Linked DNA regions of Homo sapiens: all the other regions are linked to region 3. Evidence: read pairs that join two places in POLR2A ChIA-PET (ENCODE). Cell type or tissue: Panc1. All regions are shown on one strand. Region 1 has its middle 31 kb from the start of MLN. Region 2 overlaps LOC105375027 (a long non-coding RNA gene). Region 3 holds the start of BAK1 (BCL2 antagonist/killer 1).

Region 1 (8,000 bases), 250 kb before region 3:
AGAAACCCTTGCCTGTGGAACTGCTCTCTCCCTTTTGCTTGTTAAAGAGTTCATCTGCTGCTACTCCCCGCTCCTGGAAGATGAAGGAACTACCACTCCGGCAGGCGTGGGGAGGCGGGGAGGTGGGAGGGAGCACACACTCCAGGCCAAACACCCGCCTGCCCTGGCATGCAATCCGCAGGGAGACCCGGGAAAGGGAGGCTGCATTCCACAATGTGTCAGGAAGACAAGACAGGCTCTCTCTGCTCCTCTGCCTTGGAGAAGATCTTAGCCCAGTCTGACTTCAGGGTCGACTTGGCCAGAGCCTCACAGAGCCTCACAGAGCCTCAAAAGCTAATGAAGGACTCATCTCCATCGCCTCAACTCAGGATGTCTCCAAGGGAATGACCCCTCCTCCCTCTGCCCGCAAACTACTGCCTCCTGCCGCCTTCCCTGTCTGTGTCACAGCCCCCTCCCCAGTCTATGAGATCTGCTGCTCCATCCCCTGAGACTCCTCTCAGATGTGGCCCTTGCTTGTCATTCCTACCTTTCAACCCACTCCTCTACCTTCATCACCACACCAGCCACCTCCCCCAGGCCTCCCTGCAGCTCCCCTCTCTCCTGTCCCTGGAGGGTTCCCCTGCTGAACACCCCTGGACACCTCCCATTCCCCCGTGACCTGCTAAATGGAGCCCCAGTGCCTCAGCCTTGTCTCGGAGGCTTTCTGAGGCTCACCCCTGGCAAACCGTTCCAGGCTATCTCCCACACACACCCACATTCTTGCCAAACTATATTATGCATCAATTCTCGAATAGTGGGCACATGATGGAAGCTGGCTAATTAGAGCCCTCTCCTGAGACTTTTGCCTGAACTGGTCCTCTGGGATTTGAGCTGTAAAGGACGGTGTGGTAGACTGAAGAAAATGCCTCTCTCCCAATGATATATGCACTTCCTAATACTTGGAACCTGCAAATATTACCTTACATGCCAAAAAAGCAAATGTTGCCTTATATGGCAAAAGATATAATTAAGTTAAGAATCTTGGAAGGAGAAGCTTATTCTGGATAATTTGGGTAGGTCTCGAATGCCATCACAAGTATCCTTTACACACACACAGAGAAGTTAGACACAAAGGAGAAGGCAATGTGAAAACTGAGCAGACAGAGATGTGGCCACAAGCCAGGACATGCTGACAGCACCAGATGCTGACAGAGGCAAGGCACGGCCTCTTCCCTAGAGTCCCCAGAAGGCACGTGGCCCTGCAGACAACTTGATTTCAGACCTGTGGCCTCCAAAACTGTGAGAGAATAAATTTCTATTGTTTGAAGCCACCAAGTTTCTTGTAATTTGTTATAGCATCCCCAGAAATGGATACAGATGGTGAGTGCTGGAGCTGCTGGAGCCATTTTGTGCCATGTGGAGAGGATGTGGGAAGCCTGAAGCAGATCCAGAAGAAAGCAGAGCTGAGGGATAGAGAGGGGCACAGGGGTCTGGGTAGAGCCCTGAGGACATTGGGTCACCCTGCAGGCAGCCTTCCCTCCCTAGCCTTTTCAGCAACACAAGCCAACATGTTTCCCGTTTTACTTAAGCCAGTTTGAACTGGTTTTCTGTCACTTGCAGCCCAAAGTGTTCTGACTAACACTCTCACCCAGTAATTATTATGAGCCTTAAAAATAGCTCAAATCTTTGACCCAGTGATCCCAGCTTTCTGCCCTAAGAAAATAATCTTTATAAGGACAGTCACAGCAGTGTGAAAAAATAGAAACAACCTATATATGCAACCACAGGACATGCATTCATAAATTATGGGGGGATATTATATAACTATTAAAACTACATTTTCATGCTTATTATAAAGTAATAAGTGAAAGGCAGGACAGCAATAAAAAATACATGCACACACATAAACATACATTTGTATATTTATATATAAAAAGAATAATCTCCATTTTAAAAAATTTTGCTTGAGATAATTTTTTTTTTTGAGACAGAGTCTTGCTCTGTCGCCCAGGCTGGAGTGCAGTGGCGTGATTGCTTGAGATAATTTTTAAGGCAACAAAGCATTACACATACAGTTGAAATCCTTTGTGTACCATCCCTCAATTTCTTACATAGCCTCCTTCCCTCTCCAAAGGTAGCTACCTTATCTAAGTTGGTATCATCCCCATGTATGATTTTAAATACTGCTTATGTATGTATCCATAAGTAATGCATTATATTTACACATCTCTACACTTTAATCTGTAGGATGAGGCTTTCTGCAACTTATCTTTTCTCCACCAACCATACATTTTGCTTTCAGTCCATCTTGATAACATGTTCGTTAGTTTTAGCTGCTGTCAAGAATTCCTTTTCTGAGTGTCCCACACTTTAGTTACCCCTTCTCTGGTTAATAAACGCTGAGCTCATTGGCAATACTTCTTACTCTAAAATGCTGCAGCTCTTATGGTTCCTTGTGTACACACATGAGATTGTCCCCAGGGGTTTACACCCCAAGCGCAGTAGCGGGCGCAGGGTGTGTGTGTCTTCTTCCCTACAATGTGCAGCTGAATTGTCCTCCTAAGGAGTGGTATTAAGAGTGAATAGTTGGCAGGGCACAGTGGCTCACGCCTGTAATCCCAGCACTTTGGGAGGCCGAGGAGGGCAGATCACAAGGTCAGGAGATCAAGACCATCCTGGCTAACGTGGTGAAACCCGTCTCTACTAAAAATACAAAAATTACAAAAATTAGCCGGGCATGGTGGCGCGTGCCTGTAGTCCTAGCTACTCGGGAGGCTGAGGCAGGAGAATTGCTTGAACCTGGGAGGTGGAGGCTACTAACCTGAGATCGCACCACTGCACTCCAGCCTGGGCGACAGAGTGAGACTCCATCCCCCCCGCCCCCCCCGCCCCCCCCCCCGCAAAAAAAAAAGAGTGAGTAGTTTCCATTTTCCATATCCTCAGTGGGGAGACGTTTTTATTTTTGACAATCCAACGGGTAGGAAATTGTATCTCGCCATGTGGTTTGATGTACATTTCCCTTTTTACAGGGCTCTCTATACGCTTTCCATACATTCATATCCCTCTCAGTTTCCTCTTCTGTTCAATGCTTTTGACCACTCTACTGAGGTATTTGTCTTTTGAATGGAAAACATATTCACATGAATTACACTCAAATGTCAACAGTGTCTTAACACTTTTTATTTCTTTTTTATAGTAATAGGACACTTCGTTTGCGGTGGCCCTGTCAGCGTCCCCTGTCTGGAAAACACCCCCTCAGCTTCCCACCTGCTCTGGCCATGTGGTCCAAATTGGAGCCCAACTCTCACCTGATCCTGCCCCACAGGCCACAGGGATTGGTCCAGGGTTAGGCATGTGACCCAGTCAGACCAATCAGAGCCCCTCTCTGGGCTTTTTAACTGGAGCTGGAGGAGAGCAATTCTTTCCTGGTTGATCATGAAAATATGAGGACATGAGGCCAGTATTCCTGCTTCATAGAGACAAACAGCCTGCGACCAAGAAACAAATACCAAGCAAGAGAGGAAGGGAGTGAAAATGGAGAGGGCCTGTAGGCAACCAGACCTACCACACGTGTCCAGACACGCCGCGGCTCTGAGCTCCACTGACTTGCACAGACTCGGGGGCTGAGGCCTGGCCAGAGACCTGCCCCTACCATCAAGGGTTGCCAGCCTTCTGCAGGGCGCCCGCCAGGCTCTGATGTGCCCAGGGTTGGGGAAGACCCTGGCTCTGACCCTTTAAATCCAGGGCTGCAGAGAAGGCTGTTCCTGATGCTGAAGCAGCAACACTGACCAATTCCCAGCAGGGCTTCCGCACAGCGCCTGGGCCTGCTCACCTGTGGGGAGGCGCTGGCCAAGGGCATCCCTCGCCGCTCGCTCCTACCCCCGCGGGCCTCGAACGGCGCCTTCCCACTGAGTCAGAGGCCTAAAATAAGAAGCGTGTTCCAAAAGATGTGGCTTATGGGAAAACTTCAGCCAAATCAATTAATGATAAAACCCTTGAGCAAACACAGCTACTTTTATCATTTTAGAATGTTGTGATTGGAGCAGCAAATGAAATTAAATTAAAAACACAGAGACTTCAGGTCAGAACCCCAGCCGCTCTTGTTGGTTTTTAATCTCCTATTAAACGATATATCTTCTGATGGCTTTTGTCAGCTTATTTAATGTAATAACCCAGGACATGTGGCCCACTGACCTCCTCATTCCCCCCACATGGCTAAGGGGGAGGGTACCGCTGGCAGCCAGGTCCACCCACAAGCTTAAAATGGGGATGGGCAGGTGGGCAACAGTCATGGGGAACGGCAAGGGGCCACAGAGGACCCTGGAGACTGAACTTCGCTAGAGCTCTGTAGGCAAACACAGGGCAGTGAGGTGCCCCGAGGCCGTCTGCTTAGTCCCCTCCATTACAGATGAGTCACCTGGAGCCCAGAAAGCAAAAGCTTTCCCAAGTCACATTCAGAGCCAGGATTGGAACCCAGGCCCCCTGACAGCCAGCCCACAGCTCAGCGTCCAGGAAAAGGGCTGAGTGCAGGGCTGGGAGTGAGGTCCTCAGTTCTCCACCGCCTCTCAGGGCATTAGTAGTGGGGCTCAGTCTGGAAGACAGAATCAGAGTCCCAGTCCCCAGGAGATCCTGGCCTGATGGGAGAGGCCGTTCCCATGCTCGGGGACTTCCCAGTGTGATGATGGAGACACAACCCTGCCCTCAGGAAACTCCCAGTGAGATGGAGACACGGGCAAATACAGATGGCCAAGGAAATTGTTTTGGTGACAACAAGAAAGGGTGGCTTGGAATGTATGTTGGCTTCACCAAGGAAGGCTTCCTGGAGGAGGTGGAGAAAGAGGCAATCTCAAGACAGCTTAGGCCGAGGATTTGTGGCAAGAGAGAGAAGATGCAGTGGGTGAGGGAGAAGAGACACAGGGTGCATTCCCTCTGTAAGTTGCCTGTACCCACACGCAGGCACACACAAACATACTGGCCTGTGTGCACACACTTATGCCTATGTGTACATACAAAACCATGCACTCGCTCTCCCTCTCCCTCTCCCTCTCCCTCTCGTCTCCCTCTCCCCACTGTCTCCCTCTCCCTCTCTTTCCACGGTCTCCCTCTGATGCCGAGCCGAAGCTGGACTGTACTGCTGCCATCTCGGCTCACTACAACCTCCCTGCCTGATTCTCCTGCCTCGGCCTGCAGAGTGCCTGCGATTGCGGGCACGCACCGCCACGCCTGACTGGTTTTCGTATTTTTTTTGATGGAGACGGGGTTTCGCTGTGTTGGCCGGGCTGGTCTCCAGCTCCTGACCGCGAGTAATCCGCCAGCCTCGGCCTCCCGAGGTGCTGGGATTGCAGACGGAGTCTCGTTCACTCAGTGCTCAATGGTGCCCAGGCTGGAGTGCAGTGGCGTGATCTCGGCTCGCTGCAACCTCCACCTCCCAGCCGCCTGCCTTGGCCTCCCAAAGTGCCGAGATTGCAGCCTCTGCCCGGCCGCCACCCCGTCTGGGAAGTGAGGAGCGTCTCTGCCCGGCCGCCCATCTGGGATGTGAGGAGCCCCTCTGCCTGGCTGCCCAGTCTGGAAAGTGAGGAGCGTCTCTGCCCAGCCGCCATCCCATCTAGGAAGTGAGGAGCGCCTCTTCCCGGCCGCCATCACATCTAGGAAGTGAGGAGCCCGGCCGCCCATCGTCTGAGATGTGGGGAGCGCCTCTGCCCCGCCGCCCCGTCTGGGATGTGAGGAGCGCCTCTGCCCGGCCGCGACCCCGTCTGGGAGGTGAGGAGCGTCTCTACCCGGCCGCTCCGTCTGAGAAGTGAGGAGACCCTCTGCCTGGCAACCGCCCCATCTGAGAAGTGAGGAGCCCCTCCGCCCGGCAGCCACCCCGTCTGGGAAGTGAGGAGCGTCTCCGCCCGGCAGCCACCCCGTCCGGGAGGGAGGTGGGGGTCAGCCCCCCGCCCGGCCAGCCGCCCCGTCCAGGAGGTGAGGGGCGCCTCTGCCCGGCCGTCCCTACTGGGAAGTGAGGAGCCCCTCTGCCCGGCCAGCTGCCCTGTCCGGAAGGGAGGTGGGGGGGTCAGCCCCGACCCGGCCAGCCGCCCCGTCCGGGAGGTGAGGGGCGCCTCTGCTCGGCCGCCCCAACTGGGAAGTGAGGAGCCCCTCTGCCCGGCCACCACCCCGTCTGGGAGGTGTGCCCAACAGCTCATTGAGAACGGACCATGATGACAATGGCGGTTTTGTGGAATAGAAAGGGGGGAAAGGTGGGGAAAAGATTGAGAAATCGGATGGTTGCCGTGTCTGTGTAGAAAGAGGTAGACCTGGGAGACTCTTCATTTTGTTCTGTACTAGGAAAAATTCTTCTGCCTTGGGATCCTGTTGATCTGGGACCTTACCCCCAACCCTGTGCTCTCTGAAACATGTGCTGTGTCCACTCAGGGTTAAATGGATTAAGGGCGGTGCAAGATGTGCTTTGTTAAACAGATGCTTGAAGGCAGCATGCTCGTTAAGAGTCATCACCACTCCCTAATCTCAAGGACCCAGGGACACAAACACTGCGGAAGGCCACAGGGTCCTCTGCCTAGGAAAACCAGAGACCTTTGTTCACTTGTTTATCTGCTGACCTTCCCTCCACTATTGTCCTATGACCCTGCCAAACCCCCTCTGCGAGAAACACCCAAGAATGATCAATAAAAAAAAAAAATTTAAAAAAAAAAAAACAAAAAAAAAACACCGTGCACTCAAAAACACAAGCTGACATACGAGGCATAAGGACACATGGGCCTTCTCTTACCATCATGCATGCACACACATGCACACACACACATGCATTTATGCACATACACCTATACATGCAGTCATAGACAGACCTACACGCTGGCCAGGCCCAGGCTTTGTATGAAGTTCAAATATGCTCTGTCTGCTCTGCTCTGCTCTGCACATAGGTATGGGGGCCTGCACTGCCCCCCGCCATGCTTGGGGCCCCCAGCAGCTGTATTGCCTGTTAAAAGTTCCTGAGCCCACCTGCCTGGGCTCTATCGGCATCCCTGCCCCTGCCATGGTCCTGCCCCCTGGTGTACCTGCTGCCTTCTCCCCAGCTCTATGGGTGGGCAGGGAGCTGGGCCTGGCCAGGAGGACACTCCTGGGGGAGCTTCCTAGAGCTACCCACAGGCTAGGGAGAGGTCTCCAGGGCTTGTCTGGGCCACTGCCCAGCCTTGGAGCAGGACGCTCCTTCCCTTGGCAGCCACTTGCTGCCTCCCTCCTTTCCCCTCAAGGTCTCTGACCGGTCAGGTTCTTTCGAAGACAATTCAGAGGAAGATTATGTGCAGGAAGTTTGCTGAGAAGAACACCTGTGGAGAGTGACGCAGGCAGGACTGGACAGACAGAGGGGCTGGGCTGCCCTGTGGTCACAGCAAAGGCCTCAGCCACCCCGGGGAGGACAGAGGAGGGGAGGAGGCCCTGCAGCCTGTCCCACATGGGGCAAGGGGATCTGCCTTCACACTGGTGCATTTACCAGCCGCTGGATGCTGGCTGTCCCCCGAAAATGCTGCAACCTCAAAGGAAGAGACCAAGGATAACCACGAGGAAGAGGAGCTCAGCTTGGCGCAGTCAGCCATTCACGTCCCCCCGTGGCTGGAGAGTGGGCACTGGGGTCCTGAAGGGAGGTACGTGGGCAGCACCTAGGTGGCCACTATAGTCTCCAAAGGATGAGGCGCCCGACCCCCTCCTGCTGTAGGCCTCACTCACGTCCCTCCTGCTGCAGTTGAAGTCTCCTCTCTTGAGTCTTTCTGCACCCTGCTCCCCGTCTGTCCGTCCCACTCCATCCCATCGCCTTATGCTGGTGTGGACGGCTCCACATTGCAGGCTTCAGATTCCCTCGCAGGAAGCCAGAGGGTGAGGCTCCCGCCAGCACCCTCTCTCTCGCCTCTCCTGATGCCCTAAGTCACCTCTGAACACAGGGGTGCTAAGTCATGGGCGAAGCGGTGAGGACACCCCCTCTGACTGAAGTCCTTCGTGAATCAGAGCAGCGGGATAGGGGCTGAGTC
Region 2 (8,000 bases), 290 kb before region 3:
TCCTGGCGCACCAGATTCTCTCTCCACTCAGGACTGCAGCTGCTGCCTCAGCCATTTATTACTCACCTCTTCCTTTTCTTTCCAGTGATCTTTTTAGCTTCAATGCCCAATGCTAATCACTCATGCTCTGAGTACTTCCCAGATCAACCTTCTGAGAAGCAGAACCCATTTGCCCTGTGTCGTTTCTTCATCCCAGACCACATCTCAGGTTGACGTGCCTTGATGGGCTGCCCTTAGGTCAGCTGGGACCAGGCACAGACAGAGACCTGGGGGTCTCCCGGTGGGACAGAGCAGCTATCTTTAGAAGGAGCCATGTGCCTGGCAAATCAGCAAATGGCATGTCTATTACATTTTCATTAACTTGACAGACACCTGTTGAGCTCCCTCATCACATGGCAAGCACTGTTCTAGGCCCTGGGTAAACCACAGAGGCAAGGACAGGCCCAACAGTGTCCTCCGCTGTGCTTTCCCCAGAGCACAGCCCTTTGGAGTCTAGTGGACTCTTCTCTAAGAAATAGGAGATGGTAGGCCTGGCAGAGCTGGATGACCTCACCCAGCCGCTGCCAGATAAGGAGACAGATGCACAGAGAGGAGGTGTGACAGAGCTCGGTGAGCGTGCAGGCAACAGGGGCTTCATGTCTGTGATGCTGGGGCCGGCCTCTGTCTGTTTTCATTTCAGGGAAGTGTCCCTCAGGCTTCTTCCTCTAGTTGGAGAAAGAGAAGCCCTGATCTCTTGATTCTGCAATTCTTCTGCCCTTGCATCTTCCTCCAACCCACTCTCCCTAGCCCTCTTGGATGGCACCCAGCCTTGGCTGACACTGGTGGGTGTGGTGGGGAGGGTGCTTCAGAACTAGGGCCCAGGGAACCCCACCTGCCAGCTGAGAAACCCAGGGCCAGCCCTCGGCCCTCTGGGAAGCCAGATGGGCTGTCTACCTGACGGTTCAGCCTCCTCCGCTGTCAGCTGTGGGGCCATTTCTGTCACCACATGCTGATAACTGAGTTTTCAACTCTTGTGGGAGGTTCCCTAAAACAGGACACCCTCTTGCATGGATTTGTATGAAAGACAGCTGTGCTGGAGGCATAGGCTTCTAGAAGTTCCTTAGCTCAGAGGGATGTGAGCAGAAGTGCTTTCAAGCGAATCCACTCACTTTATTTTAAGTCCCACATTCCGGGTTTGGCTTCAGCCCAGCAAGTTCCCTCCAACTTGCTGCTGCTTGTGCTTCCATTACAATTCTTCCTGCTTTCTGTGCTCAGCTCCCCAAAGCTGCCTCTGCCCTCACCGTGCTGCAGGGCTGTCCCTTGTCCCCCCAGCACCTCCTGTCCTCCTCACCAGCCTAGACCAGCCAACCCCACTGGCCTCCAGGGTGGGCCAGCAAAGGGAGATGGAGAAAGAATGAGATCCCCTGAAAGCCCAGTCAGCAACGTGGAGACTCAGGTCTGTGTTTCTAACCAGGACTGCAGATCAACCTCACAGGAAACTCTTTTAAAATAAAATACACACACACACACACACACACACACACACACACACTCACATGCCCACACATACACACGTGGGCCACCCCTCAGAGATTTAGATCAGTGGCCCATGTTGCGTCTATCTGTTCTAATTGGTGGATGGGGGGAGAAAAGAGAAAGCCCCCTCTCAGCATACAAATGGCAAAAAAAAAAAAAAAAACACACACACACACACACACAAAAAAAGAGGTGCAGAGAGAAATTGCATTAGGCAACAGTTGCCTGTAATTGTTACCAAACTTTTGGAAAACAAGAAACAACAAAGAAATAAAAGCAGTAGATAATTAAGTACATAATTGTACACACCACTTGTTAATTAAGCTTTTACTCCTAAAACCTGACAGAATCTGCTTACAAGGTGATAACGTGCAGGAACGTGGCATATGGTGAGCCATCTGCAATACAAACGCTTTGTCGATGAAAACTTCCCTGCCCCACAAAAAGAAGGAGATGCTAAATGTAGTTTTCCAGAGCAGAGTGATGTATCTTCATTCCGTGCAGAAAATGAGTTGACGGTACAGTGTGCAGATGAAAGAATGTCAGGAAGGGCCACGCGGCACCCTCTGTCCTCGCTGCGGCTCTGCGTGTTTGGTTTGTGGCCCATGCTAGGGGTTCTGAGAATCGCTCGGTTGGTGTATCTGGTGCCCGAGAGCAGTGTCTTAAGAACAAATGAAAAGCAACACTTCTCTTAAATGCTCCTGTTCTGGGTGTGCAGGGAGCTGAAAAAGACCTATGAAGGTCTTGAGAAAAGTGGGTTGAGGAGCAACGACGGTCCCCGTTTCTCAACTGTAGCCCACTACCCTCTATCCCACCACTGGAGCTGTGGTCTCCAAGCCTCCTAACCTCTTCAAACCTTCCTCGGCTGTAAAATGGAGATAAAGTACTTACCTTGTCAATTGTCCTGGGCTGATGGCAAGCCCTGGTGAGATTGTTCCTGGATCAAACTGAGGGTCGGGCTGCTATTTCTCATGGCCCAATAACGAGATGCAGGTGAACTGGGGAGGAAGAAGTTTTTATTTCTGTAACCGGTTTTAGGTAGAAGGCCTGGAAATTATTGCCAGACCAACTCAAAATTACAAAGTTTTTCAGAGCTTGTATATCTTCTAAGCTATATGGCTATGTATAAGTGCGCATTCTTCTAAAGACATAAGTGATTAACTTCTTTTAATCTATAACTAAGGTCTGAGTCCTGAAGGCCTTCTTCTGGAGCCTTAGTAAATTTACTTAATGTAAATGGGTCCAGGTGCTGGGGTGATTACCCTTATCTTGTCTCCTGCTAAATCACGGAGGTTTGGGGAGTTCCTTCAGATCCCCAACAAACTTGTCTGTGGTGGCCTAGGGAGTTTCTTCAGAACCCCAGTAACGCTTGTTTAATCCTAAATGGGTCCTATTAAGAATTCCCATGTCATGCTTTAAGACCCAGGAAAGGCCACGGCAAAACTCTTGATGGGCTTTTTGTTTCATTCCAGCCTTTGTATAAGGGCACTGACTTTTTTATCTTTTAATATTTCACCACGCAGTCAGTACTCAAACAGTTGTGATGGAGGCCAGTGTTAGTGAAACCTGGTCTGCCACAAGATGATGTAAAAAGCGTATGTCCGGTGTGAGATTTTACATATGTAGGGAATTATTGTTACTAATAATAAGCCCTTGAACCCTGAGTGAGCATACCTTTACTTCAGCTTGATCTTTGACTTGCACCCAGAGCTACACAGCAGGCAGGTCCAGGGCGACAGTCTCGATCCTTGATCTTCCTGGGCTCCCGGGGTCACTGAGGAGGGCTGATCTTTGGGAGATGTGGGAGGATGGAGCACTGGTGCAATGGAAAGGGGCCCTGGGCTCCCACGGTGCCTGCGTCTCCTTCATTCTGAGGGCCTTCCTAGTTCTGCTGCTTGTGTTCTAAGAGGTCTGACAAAGCAGCCCTGCAGAAACTGTGGCAGCTGCAAGAGGGGAGGGCCACCTGGGGGTTGGGGCTTTGGGGCCCTGTGGGCAGGCTGGCCTCCTGGAGATAGCTAGCTCGGAAAGCAGTGGGGCTGGGGAGGCCCTGCCTGCGGCCACCCCAGTCTCCGGGCCTCTGAGTCTCTGCCTTGCCTCTGTGACTCTGCTTCTCCCTCCACCTGCTTCTTCCAGGTCTTCTGAAGGAGGAGGCGTCTGGCCACGCCTGTTAAGAACACATCCTCCCCAGCCCCCACCTGTGGGCCTTGGCCCCTGCCTACCCCAAGAGGGCTGCCTTTGGTCTCACACTCATCCTCATCCCCATCAGTGGGGACACACACTCCAAAGCACAGTGATCCATGTGCATGGGAGCACTCCCACCCTCCTCTTGCCCTGTGGACCTCCTTGTTCAAAACTGTCCTCTGCTCAGACTCAGGCCAGGACCCCAGCTTTTTGCTTCCTGGATCCAAAAGGGGGGACCCCTGCACCTCTGCTGGGGGGCATCCATCATATTCATTGATGATTTTTTTCTCAAGTATTCCATAAAATCCCTTGCCGGGCTGTGGAGACAGGGCTGCGTTGCTCCTGAGCGCCTCACCTCCACCCCTACCTGCCTCTCCTGCGGGGCCCACTGCTCTGTGCTCCGTGGAAGGGCCCACTGTCCCTGGCCTGCTACTGCCCTGGCCCTTCCTTCAGTGATTAATGCTCCTACAGGACGCCTTGGGAAGCCTCCATAGCACCAAGCCTGCTCTTGTCACAAGAGAGGAGCACAGTGCAGACACAGTGTCTACTCCCTGGAAGGCAGGGCCATGTCCTGGTGGTCAGACCCACCAGGTGGATTGAACAGAACAGAGCATAGTCCCGAGGATCTGCATGGGCCTTCCTATGGGCAGGGCATCTGAAGAGGGAGCATCTCGTTTCTTCCTCTCCACAGCCCTGGAGGGAGGCGAGGGGGAAGGGAGCAGCAGGGCTATTGGGGGATGGGCACGGGCAGCCCTGGGTCCCAGGCTGGGATGTGTCTGCACATTGGCACCACTCCCTCAACCAGGGCGCTTTCTCCCTGGAAGTGTGGGTAACAGTGTACACCCCAGAACAGGCAGAGGGAGTGCTCTTGATACTCTATACTTCACACTTCTATGGGTTTCTTAGTCTCCACATCTTGTAAACAAAGGAAACTAGGTCTGCACAATCCCCAACATCATCACAGAAACAGATTCTAAAGCTGGAAGGAATCAGAGATGATGAGGTCCACTCCCCCTCATTTTACAGAAGGAAAACCTGGTCCCCAGGGCAAGAGTGATTTGCTGAATGTCATCAAGGCAATGGGAGGCGTTCCTGCCTTGGGGCCACACTCCTGCTGCTCCAGAACCCCAGTATAGAATAGCAATAGCAGGATGCCTGGTGCAATGAACACCAGACAGGTGGAGAAGATGGCTTCAGCAAGGAAGTAGAAATGGAAGAAAAGCCAATTTCTGGCCACAGCTGGGAAGGCGATGTACTAGGGCAGAACAAGAGGGTCTCCAGGCATGGACAAATGGCTGCTGTATTTCTAAGAACAGAAGCCTTTTTCTGTTGCTAGGGGCGAGAGCTCCTTTTGGGCAAGCTCTTACATGGAATAAAAAGGGTAGAATTAGGGCTTGATGTGGGCTGGGCGGTGAGAAGCAGGCGGGGGGTGGTGGTGTGGCTGAGAGAAGAGCCTGAAGGGAGGCTCAGGTTCTGGCTCAGGCTCCAGAAGGTGGTCCCTGGCCCTGAAGAATGACTGAGCAGAGCCATTGGGGGGCCCCAAAGCCCCGTGCTCAGCTCTAGGCTGGGCAGGGTTTGCAGGGAGTGTCCATCTCAAGGCTCTGCCCAGCTGTGGGGGTGGCATTGAATCAGCACAGATCTTGGGCCGAAGCACCTGGGACGTTCCCAGGAGGCCCCAAGGGCCCCACAAACCCCTCAGAGGGGAGGGGAGGGAGCATACTTGCTCCAGAACTTGGAGCCTCTTGGCTGAAGGGGCTGGAGGAGAGGAGCCCCTGGTACAGGCTTTCAAGTGAGGGGAGGGGCTGGAGAGGGGAAGGAAAGTGATGTGGGAGGAGGGGTGGGGGCAGCATTCTGGGAAGGTGTCCCCACGCAAGGGAGTGGAGGGACAGACACGCATGGCCATGTTCTTGCTCCAGGCCTGGGACCCTCTCCTCACCTTCCAACTCAACTCCTGCAGTTTCAGCCGTCCTCCACAGAGGAGAGGCTGCCTAGTGAAGGCCTGAGTTGGCCAGCAGCAGCACAGAAGTTCCACTGGCCCGTCCACCCTCACCCACACCCCATACTGGGGGAAGCGCAGTTCCCCAGGGCCATCTCACCAGCTAGCCCGGCACTACTGGGAGGTGCAGACAACCTGCCAGTATCCCCATTTTGAATAGACAGCAGAAGTATTTGGGGCTCACACCCACAACTGCTGCCACTGATGCAGTGGGGGGCTCATCCAACAGAGAGCTGGCCCTCGCCCGTGAGCACTAGGGAGTCAGGTCCCTCTCCCCAGCAGAAGGATATGAGGACATTCTCTATGGAGCACCTGCTTGCTGCTCTGGGCCACCTGCCAGGCCCTCTGCCCCTACCCCAAACTCCTCCTCTTGCACTGTCCCAGGGGTCCCTCCAACCCAGGCCTTGATGAGTGGGGAGCTCTGTCCCTAGCAGGACCCCCTGGCCATCCTGCAGCTTTCTCCCTGCACAGGGAAGCACAGGTAGGAGCCGAGGGCCACGTCCAAGAGCTGCTCAGCTGCCAGCCCTTCTCAGCTTCCCGCGACTCCCACCTCCAGGTAGTTTCTTTCTCAGGCCGGTTCTAACACAGAGAAACACGCTGGCAGGCCTGCGGCTCCTCCTGAGCCCCGCAGCTGGCCACAGCCCACCTGCCCTCTGTTCTCTCTCCCTCCCACTGTCCCACTGTGGCCTCCCTACCCCTCTCCTTCCTCTCCCCTCTCCCTTTCCCTCTGCTGCGGGAGAGCAGCACAACCTTTGCATTCCAGGCTGCATGCAGGCTCATTCATCCCACGGTCCCTCTTCAAGCTATGGGGCTTCTGCAGGAATTCCTGTTGGGTCTTTGAGCCCACAGGCCCTCCTCGCTGGTAGCTGCACAGAGTAGAAATGCTGGCCTGGTAGGAAGGATGGGAGGAGACCTGGAACAGGAGTGAAGCAGATGAGGTTGAAATAATGCAACCGTTAGAAGAAACTTCTTGAGTAAATTTGGAGATTAAAAACATTCTCCAGCATAGCCAATGTACTCACTCGAACCCTGGATGGCAGAGATTAATGAACTATGGGATGGAAAGTTAACCTCCAAAGATCTCGCTCAGGAATAATATAAATTTGTTGTCCTGGGTATAGTAATCAAATGGACAGCTAGCGCTATAGTACAAATACTTGTATCTTTTCTTTGGCGGAAGGAACAACATTTGAAAAAAAGGAGCTTATACATTTCCCTCTTTTCTCTTCATACATAAAGAAAAAAGCATTTGATGCCTTTGTTAGGCCTTTTAAAGCAATGCGCACAGGGCAGGACCATCCCATCCCCCGCTGCTTTAATCAATTCTGTGTCTGCTCTCCTTGTTTGACTCCAATCTTAAATCTTCGGGCATCTTCAGGAAAAATTCCCACAAAGGGATCCAGGAGATCATCCCATCCACCCACTACCTGGATTGGCCTCCCAGCCCCATCCCCAGCAAAGGAGCAGTCATCTTGTGCTCAAAAGATTCATTTACCCCTAATCCTCTCCTCACCCAGACTGCTGGACGCCTGTCTTGGGCTAGGAGGACAGGCTCTTCATCCACTTATTCACTCATTCATTCATTTGTCCATCCCACAGTGCAGAACTGGGAGGCACCCAGCGTTCAGCACATTAGCACTGAGGAGCCATGGGTTCTGGACATTCCCAGAGTCCCAATTGAATAAAATTTCATTGTTTTAAAGTGAAGGTTGATGTTTCAATAAATCCTTTAACGGGATTTTAAGCCTTTCTGTGAGTGAATCCACAGTCTACACGTTCTGATTTCTGCTTCTGCTGCATGGTAGCTAAGGAAGAGCCTGTGGCTGTGTGAATGGAAAGGCACCGATGGCTCATGGTCATGGGTGGTGCCAGCTGGGATCCCCACAGGAATCAGCCTTGGTAAAGGGGAACCTAAATGGCTGGCAGCTCAGAAGAACCTGGGCCTAGGGGCATTGTCCAATGGCTGTAGCCTCATGAGAGACCAATTTCTAAACTCAAAATACCAACTATGTCTTGTTTATTATTTTTATTTTTTGAGACAGAGTTTCACTCTGTGACCCAGGCTGCAGTGCAGTGGTGTAATCATAGCTCACTGCAGCTTGTATTTTTTGTGGAGATAGGGTCTCCTGTGTTTCCCAGGCTGGTTTTGAACTCCTGGCCTCAAGTGATCCCCCAACTGCAGCCTGGGATTACATGTGTGAGCCACCATGCACGGCCCCAGTTATTTACTTACCCTGAGAAATATAACTGTCATGGGGACCAGAACCCTCATCAGTGCATTCTCCCTGTAGATTATGGATGGGGGAAG
Region 3 (8,000 bases):
ACTGTGTGCCACACACCGTTCTGGGCATTTTACAAAGAGTATCTCAGTTCATCCTTGCAACTTCCTTCAAGGATAGCTACTATTATATTCCCACTTTAAAGACGAGGAAACAGACGCAGAGAGGTTGAGCAAGCTGCCACCCATCGCACGGCTCAGCATGTTAGAACTGGCATTTGAACCCAGGCAGTCTGACTCCAGCAGTCCCTCAAAATGTGTCCCGTGTCCTGCCAGGCCCCACACCCCTAAGAAGTTCTACAGGAAGAGGGTCCGTTTCTGGCGCTTCCCCTATGCCTATGGCCACCACACTCACCTTCAAGCAGACACTCCTTCTCCCTGGTGGAGGGCTCAGGGCTGACCTCACGGGGCCCTGTGGCTCTCTGCAGGTATTCTTCCTTCAACTGCAGGATCTGGATAAAGTGGCTGCTAATCCCAAAGCACAGTCAGGTGAGGGAGGCAGGTGGGGCTCAGAGATGTGACAGAGACCCCCTAAACCTCCCCCAAGGCTCACCTACAGGTCTGCTGGCCCTCTGCAGCCTTCCTCTCCCATCAGCCCCCTGCTCTGCATCTGGGGTCCTCATCATAGAGGGGGATTATCGCTCTCAAAAGTAGGGTGATGAGGGGGTGGGGAACAGAGAGAGGTGGGTCCCTGTCCTCACAGGGGATGGCTGCCAGGCCTGTAGAAGGAGCTGGGAGCAACAGGACCCCCCGTCCCTCTGGCCCTGGCATATTCCCTTTCTACTCCCTAGCCTGTCCTCTTTCATATCTGGTATCCCCCATCCACAACCCCTCACTTGTGGGAGGACCCCATCTCTCCCTCCTTCCCAAACCAAATCCCCATCTCCAGCCTCCTCCCCACCAGATGCTTCTGTCCGTTGGCCCCACCCACATCTCCCTGTCCTTCCCCACCAGGTGCCCTGTTCCAGACCTTTACCCACCCAAGGCCTCCCTCCCCAGACCCTCCCCAGCATGGGTCCCCCATCTCAGGCCCATGCCCTTCCCCCATCTCATGTCCAGGCCTCTTCTCAGTACCTCTGTCCCAGGCCTTGCCAACCTGGGTACCCCCCAATTCCAGCCCCTCACCTGTCTGAGGCCCCTGTTTTCCCAGAGGCGTCCCCTGCTGGCTCCTTCCCCTCCTTCTCAGGCAGGTTGCCCAACACCTCCTGGCTTGCTATGGGCAGAACTGACTTCACCTCTCCGCCAGGCCTTCTTGCTCTTGCAGGTGTAGGTCACCATACGCCCCATGCCCAGCTTTAAGGGAGGCTGCTGTGACCGTTTTGAGAAGCCCCTGGGTATGGCCACAGAGAAGGGGTGGGGCGGCAAGGCAGATGGTCCCGGCCCCCTCCTCCTCACATGTCCCTCTTGGCTCATCATCAGGGAAATGGCACCCTGGTGGCGGAACATGGAGGAGCAGCCTGAAATTCATGATCAGGGCTTCGGAGCTGGGGCCTCCATCCTGAGAAGGTCCCCAATTCAGATCCTGTAACAGCCACCCCAGGACCAACTGCTTAAGAACAGGAAGAGTTTTCAAATTAAAACCTCCAGTTGGAAACTTCCCAGAATTCTGGGAAGCAAAGACTGGGGAGGATGGGAGGTTGGGGGAGATTAGTTGGAGGTAGAGGGGGCAGGGGTTTGATGAAGCAGGGAAGGAGGTGTGGGGGGCAGGCAGGGATTTTGGGGGAAAGGGGGTGGAGACTTGGAGGAAAAGATGTGAGAGCCCCAGGAAGCTTGGCAGGGAGCAAACAGGGAGAGGCAGGGAGGGAACTGAACCCTGAGGGCAGGGGCTATTGAGGACTGCACACACCTCTGTCCTTCCTGGGTTTGTTCTGTCCTCAAGAACACTCCCAGCAGCCAGACAGTATCTGTCTTCCCTCTTAGCATCCAGGTTTTGTGTCCAGGTGGTAGCACAGACCCCACTAAGTCTATTTATTTATTTGTTTTTATTTTTATTTATTTATTTTTTTGAGACAGAGTCTCGCTCTGTCGCCCAGGCTGGAGTGCAGTGGGCTATCTCGGCTCACTGCAAGCTCTGCCTCCTGGGTTCACGCCATTCTCCTGCCTCAGCCTCCCAAGCAGCTGGAACTATAGGCGCTTGCTACGGCGCCCAGCTAATTTTTTGTATTTTTAGTAGAGATGGGGTTTCACCGTGTTAGCCAGGATGGTCTCGATCTCCTGACCTCGTGATCCACCCGCCTCGGCCTCCCAAAGTGCTGGGATTACAGGCGAGAGCCACCGGGCCCGGCCTTGTTTTTATTTTTATTTTTAATTTCTTGAGATGGAGTCTAGCTCTGTCGCCAGGCAGGAGTGCAGTGGCACAATCTTGGCTCACTGCAACCTCCGCCTCCTGGCTTCAAGCGATTCTCCTGCCTCAGCCTCCTGAGTAGCTGGGACTACAGGTACCCGCCATCACGCCCGGCTAATTTTTGTATTTTTAGTAGAGACAGGGTTTCACCATGTTGGCCAGGATGGTCTCGACCTCTTGACCTTGTGATCCACCTACCTCGGCTTCCCAAAGTGCTGGGATTACAGGCATGAGCCACCGTGCCCGGCCCTATTTTTATTTTATTTTTTTGAGATGGGGTTTCACTCTTGTCACCCAGGCTGGAGTGCAGTGGTACAATCTCAGCTCACTGCAACCTCCGCCTCCTGGGTTCAGCAATTCTCCTGCCTCAACCTCCCAAGTAGCTGGGATTATAGGCGCACGCCACCACAACCGGCTTTATTTTATTTATTTATTATTATTATTATTTTTTGAGATGGAGTTTCGCTCTTGTTGACCAGGCTGGAGTGCAATGGCGCAATCGCAGCTTACCACAACTCTGCCTCCCGGGTTCAAGCAATTCTCCTGCCTCAGCCTCCAGAGTAGCTGGGATTACAGGCATGCGCCACCACGCCTGGCTAATTTTGTATTTTTAATAGGGGTGGAGTTTCTCCACGTTGGTCAGGCTGGTCTCGAACTTCCAACCTCAGGTGATCAGCCAGCCTCGGCCTCCCAAAGTGCTGGGATTACAGGCGTGAGCCACCGTGCCCGACCAATTTTTTTTTTTTTTTTTTGAGACGGAGTCTCATTCTGTCACCCAGGCTGGAGTGCAGTGGCGTGATCTCGGCTCACTGCAAGCTCTGCCTCCTGAGTTCACGCCATTCTCCTGCCTCAGCCTCCCATGTAGCTGGGACTACAGGCGCCTGCCACCATGCCCGGCTAATTTTTTTGTATTTTTAGTAGAGACGGGGTTTCACCATGTTAGCCAGGATGGTCTCAATCTCCTGACCTCAGGTGATCCACCTGCCTTGGCCTCCCTTTTGTGTATTTTTAAAAGAGACGGGGTTTCGCCATGTTAGGCAAGCTGGTCTTGAACTCCTGACCTCAGGTGATCTGCCTGCCTCGGGCTCCCAAAGTGCTGGGATGGGATTACAGGCGTGAGCCACCGTGCCCGGCCTTTTTTTTTTTTTTTTTTTTTTTTCTAGAGACAGACTCTCCCTCTGTTGCCCTGGTGCAATCATAGCTTACTGCAGCCTCGACCTCCTGGGCTCAAGCAATCCTCCCACCTCAGCCTCCCCAGTAGCTAAGACCACAGGCATACAACACCATGCCTTGCTAATTTTTTTTTTTTTTTTTTTTTTTTTTGGTATAAGCAGGGTATTGCTGTTGCCCAGGCTGGCCTGGAACTCCTGCACCTGGCCTCAAGCGATCCTCTTGCCTTGGCCTCCCAAATGGCTGGGATGGGATTCTAGGCGTGACACACCGCAGCTGGCTGCCTTTTTTGTTGTTGTTGAGACAAGGTCTTGCTCTGTTGCCCAGGGCGGAATGCAGTGGTGCAAACATGGCTCACTGTGGCCTCGACTTCCTGTGCTCAGGTGATCCTCCTGCCTCAGCCTCCTAGGTAGCTGGGACCACCAAATGCACAGGTGTGCACTACCATACCCAGCTAATTTCTAATTTTTTTTTGTAGAGACATGGTCTCACTTTGTTGCCCAGGCTGGTCTTGAACTCCTGGGCTCAAGCAATCCTCCCACCTCAGCCTTCCAAAGTGTTGGGATTACAGGCGTGAGCCACTGGGCCCAGCCTCTATTGAGTTTTAATCTCCGTTTACTTGACTATCACCTTCAGGATTTCAAACATCCAGAGACCACCAAGGTGCATGGTGCACAGGTCTAAATTGCAGGTTGAATCTCAATCTAGTATTAGTATTCCCCAATGCGACTACAGAACTGATTATTACTATTTATTTTTTTTGAGATGGAGTCTTGCACTGTCACCAGGGCTGGAGTGCAATGGCGCAATCCTGGTTTACTGCAACCTCCACCTCCCAGGTTCAAGGGATTCTCCTGCCTCAGCCTTCCAACTAGCTGGGATTACAGGCGCCCGCCACCACACCCAGCTAATTTTTTGTATTTTTAGTAGAGACGGGGTTTCACCATGTTAGCCAGAATGGTCTCGATCTCTTGACCTCGTGATCTGCCTGCCTCAGCCTCCCAAGGTGCTGGGATTATAGGCGTGAGCCACCGCGCCTGGCCCAGAACTGATGATTAACCCAGCTGAGCCTCTGTTCATCTGAATGGGTATTGTCAACAGCACTCACTTACAAGAGTTGCTGAGAAGATCCAATGAGACAAATAGTTGCTAAAGTGCCAGGCATGCAGCAGTGCTTAAGAAACTTCTCACCCTGGGTTTTTTATTGGTATTGATTGATGTAGAGGTGGGGGAGAAGATCAAAGACAAGGATTGAGAATCAGGGATGGGAAAAGCAGTGGGCCACTGACAGCCGCCCTGCCTGCCTGGGAGGTGGGGTGGGGAAAGTGGGCGGGACATGCTCCTGGGCCTGGCCCACCCAGATCACCCTACAGGCTGTCGGCCTGTGCGTCTGCATCCGGTGGCCACAGAGCAACTTCCTCTAGAGGGAGCTGATTGGAGCCGGGTGCCGCTGGCACCTCTATGATCACTGGAGTCTCGCGGGTCCCTCGGGCTGCACAGGGACAAGTAAAGGCTACATCCAGATGCCGGGAATGCACTGACGCCCATTCCTGGAAACTGGGCTCCCACTCAGCCCCTGGGAGCAGCAGCCGCCAGCCCCTCGGGACCTCCATCTCCACCCTGCTGAGCCACCCGGGTTGGGCCAGGATCCCGGCAGGTAAGCTGGAAGGGTCTTGTCCATCCTCCCAGATCTCAGCAGCCCCAGCCCCAGGGTGGGGCAGGGAGCCTGCCGGGAGCCGGGTGGGGAAGGGGAAGCTCAAGGCTTCCCTGGGCAGGTCTGCCGCCCCGGCTGGGGACCTGATCCTGCCATGCCTGCCTCTGGCTGCCCCTCACAGCTTCCCCTCTTGGCCCAGCCCTGGATGCCGGAGAACTGTAAGAACTGGGTCCTTTAACAGTCTGGGAGATGGGAGTGGAGGTCAGAGCCAAGGTCAAGGGCAGAGAGAGAACTTTCTCAGCGCTTGCTGCTGCCCAACATCCCTAGACTGGGTCCAGGGCCTGGCCAGGCATGTATCCCTGGGCAACATTCATCGGGGCCCAGCAAGCCCAGGAAGTCGGGGGTGGCTCCCCTCACCGGGAATTTAGGCCACTTGGATGGGGGAGGCAGAGCTAGGCCTGAGTCAGCATAGGTTGCTGGCCTTGGTGGGTGTTCTGAGGCTCTACCTGCTCCCCTCGGAAGCCTGGGGTGTTGGTAGAGGGAGTTGGAGGTGCAGTCAGCATCCTCCAGCCCTACTGTCCTGGGGGTGCCGGGTCCTGGAGACTGGGGAAGAAGGAAGGCCATCTTATGTAAGGAGCTACGGGGGGTGGGAGGCAAGCAAAACTCTTTTTTTTTGTTTTTTGAAATGGAGTCTCGCTCTGTTGCCCAGGCTGGAGTGCAGTGGCGCAATCTCGGCTGACCGCAACCTCCGCCTCCAAGGTTCAAGCGATTCTCCTGCCTCAGCCTCCCGAGTAGCTGGGACTACAGGCGCACGCCACCATGCCCAGCTAATTTTTGTATTTTTAGTAGAGATGGGGTTTCATTATGTTGGCCAAGCTGGTCTTGAACTTCTGACCTCGTGGGCCACTATGCCCGGCTGCAAAGTTCTGTTTTAACAAGGCCTTGCCCCTAGAGGTGGAGGAGAGGAAGGTCTGCCTTCACCCTGTCCCTGTCCGGCAGATCGAGGAGGAGTGGGGAGCTGGGTGAGGGCACAGGTGGTCCAGCCCTCCTCCACCCCTTCTTGAGAGCTCTTGGGGCACTTTCGAAAACACTCCCAGGCCTAGCGGAAGGAGGGTGGGCGAAGGTCCCCAGGCCCTGGGCGGTGGGGGTGGGGCTGTGTGCTTGGCCCAGGGTGGGGCTGCACACCCCCTCCCTCTGGGATAGGAGGAGGGCGCTCTCCTTCTGAGGGCTGGAGGCTGCCTGGGGAAATGGGGCTCTGGGAGGGGTGCAAACTGAAAGTGAAACAGCTGACATCCAGGAAACACTCGCCCTGATGAGGGGTCACAGCAGGTTGGGGCTGCGGTCAGGACCAGGCAAAGAGGAAAATTGGGGCCGGGGACAGAAGACCAGGTGTGTGGTGGGAGTACGAGGCAGGTTATGGGGCTTCAAAGAAGGCCCTGATCCTGAGGGCTCCCTCCGGTCACTGCAAGGCAGCAGTGGGGAAGGCACAGACAGGAGGTAAATAGGGAAAGTTGCCCTGAGAAAGAACACACTCTGAGGTCCACAAACTGGAAAAGAAATCTTGCATGCGTGTTGAGTACATGGACTCACGGAGATTCAGACAAACAACCTGACTTTCCGTGACTAACGATGTGACCTCGGGCACTCAACTCTTTGTGCCTCACTTTTCCTGCCTGTAAAGTGGGTATGATGGCGCTCACCCTGCTGGGTTCATGTGAGTTTCCAGTGTTCACCACCCACAGAGTGCTCCTAAGTGGGAGAGTATATCTTAGGCTCTCAGGAAATGTTTGCGGCTAACAGCCCAGAGTTAAAAAACAGGTGTGTTCTGGCCAGCCAGAGGGAAGTAGGGCCTCTGAGGACAGCCTTCATGGGCCATTGGCTGGGCAGTGGCTCGCTTGCAATAAGCATGTGCTGGGTGGGCTGCAGGAGGCCCCAGGAACAGCTAAAAACCCCCCAGGCTCTTGCCCCAGGAGTGGCATGAACTTGAGAGCCAGCGGGCACTGCTGCAGCCACACCCTCCTCGATGGTGCAGATACCTCAGTCTGCCCTTGGCTGCCTCACCTTCTTACCCTGTCTCCCTCAAAGAGGGAGTGTTCAGTAAGTTGTTTCCTCCCAGCAGACTTCACTGGGACCCATGCTGGAGTAAGAATAAAAAGTCCCAGAGGAGGCCAGGCACGGTGGCTCACACCTGTAATCCCAGCACTGTGGATGGCCGAGGCAGACTCACGAGGTCAGGAGTTTGAGACCGGCCTGGCCAAAGTCCCAGAGGACTAAGGGCCTTTCTGGGAATGGGGGATCCTCTCTCCTATGTGGACATGGCAACCTGTATGGGGTCCCCAGTCACAGGTCTGTGCTCACCCCCATCTCTGCTTTTTCTCGCCCTTCCCCGCAGGCTGATCCCGTCCTCCACTGAGACCTGAAAAATGGCTTCGGGGCAAGGCCCAGGTCCTCCCAGGCAGGAGTGCGGAGAGCCTGCCCTGCCCTCTGCTTCTGGTAAGGGTCTTCCTGCCCCCTCACCCATCCCATAACCATGAGTGCTGTCGTGAGGATGGAAGGAGCAGGACTCAGGCAGGCTCCTTCGCCTCGGTTCACCCACTGTGGGTGGGGAATACTCTTCCCCACCCACGGGCTCAGAGGCTGGAGCTGCTGTCAAGGTTAAGCCCAGGAGGGGGAGGAGTCTGGACTGGGGAGGGCCTGGAGGTTGGGAGAGGCCAGGAAGTGAGTGTAAGGTAGGCACAGTGCCACCGGGGCAGAGGGCTGGGTCACGGGCGAGGGAGGCAGGAATTAGAGTGGGGCCTGGCTGCTGTATCCCTCCAGCGGGAGAAATAAGGAAGTAAGCTGGCCAATCACCCAGTCAGGTCTGCTCAACAGGGAACG

The links. ChIA-PET counts read pairs that join two places held together with the same protein. Peaks named below come from ENCODE experiments on the same cell type or tissue, not always from the same donor. Only the 100,000 strongest peaks of a DNase experiment are listed, where the experiment ranks them.
Region 1: POLR2A ChIA-PET joins it to region 3 with 11 read pairs; 2 of 35 experiments call an interaction of 5 or more read pairs at or near these places.
Region 2: POLR2A ChIA-PET joins it to region 3 with 10 read pairs; 2 of 35 experiments call an interaction of 5 or more read pairs at or near these places.

Annotation. Positions count from the first base shown.
Region 1 is chr6:33,830,607-33,838,606 of GRCh38, reverse strand. No RefSeq gene overlaps it. Among named protein-coding and RNA genes, the nearest start is that of MLN, 31 kb to the right of the region's middle. In Panc1, no CTCF peak of the experiment used is centred here; no DNase peak of the experiment used is centred here; H3K27ac peaks cover 2,498 bases.
Region 2 is chr6:33,868,466-33,876,465 of GRCh38, reverse strand. It overlaps LOC105375027 (a long non-coding RNA gene), which reads right to left. Exons shown (of 4, transcript XR_007059555.1): 2 at 6,443-6,605; 3 at 2,407-2,513; 4 at 1,828-2,176. Among named protein-coding and RNA genes, the nearest start is that of LINC01016, 24 kb to the left of the region's middle. In Panc1, no CTCF peak of the experiment used is centred here; no DNase peak of the experiment used is centred here.
Region 3 is chr6:33,577,151-33,585,150 of GRCh38, reverse strand. BAK1 (BCL2 antagonist/killer 1) reads left to right here and starts at 4,875. Exons shown (of 6, transcript NM_001188.4): 1 at 4,875-5,126; 2 at 7,516-7,616. The coding sequence starts at 7,547. It also overlaps the pseudogene GGNBP1. RefSeq lists enhancers at 1-60, 5,656-6,301 and a silencer at 6,210-6,319. In Panc1, CTCF peaks have their summits at 1,156 (motif pointing left), 1,356, 4,692 and 4,894 (motif pointing right); no DNase peak of the experiment used is centred here; H3K4me3 peaks cover 3,402 bases; H3K27ac peaks cover 3,196 bases.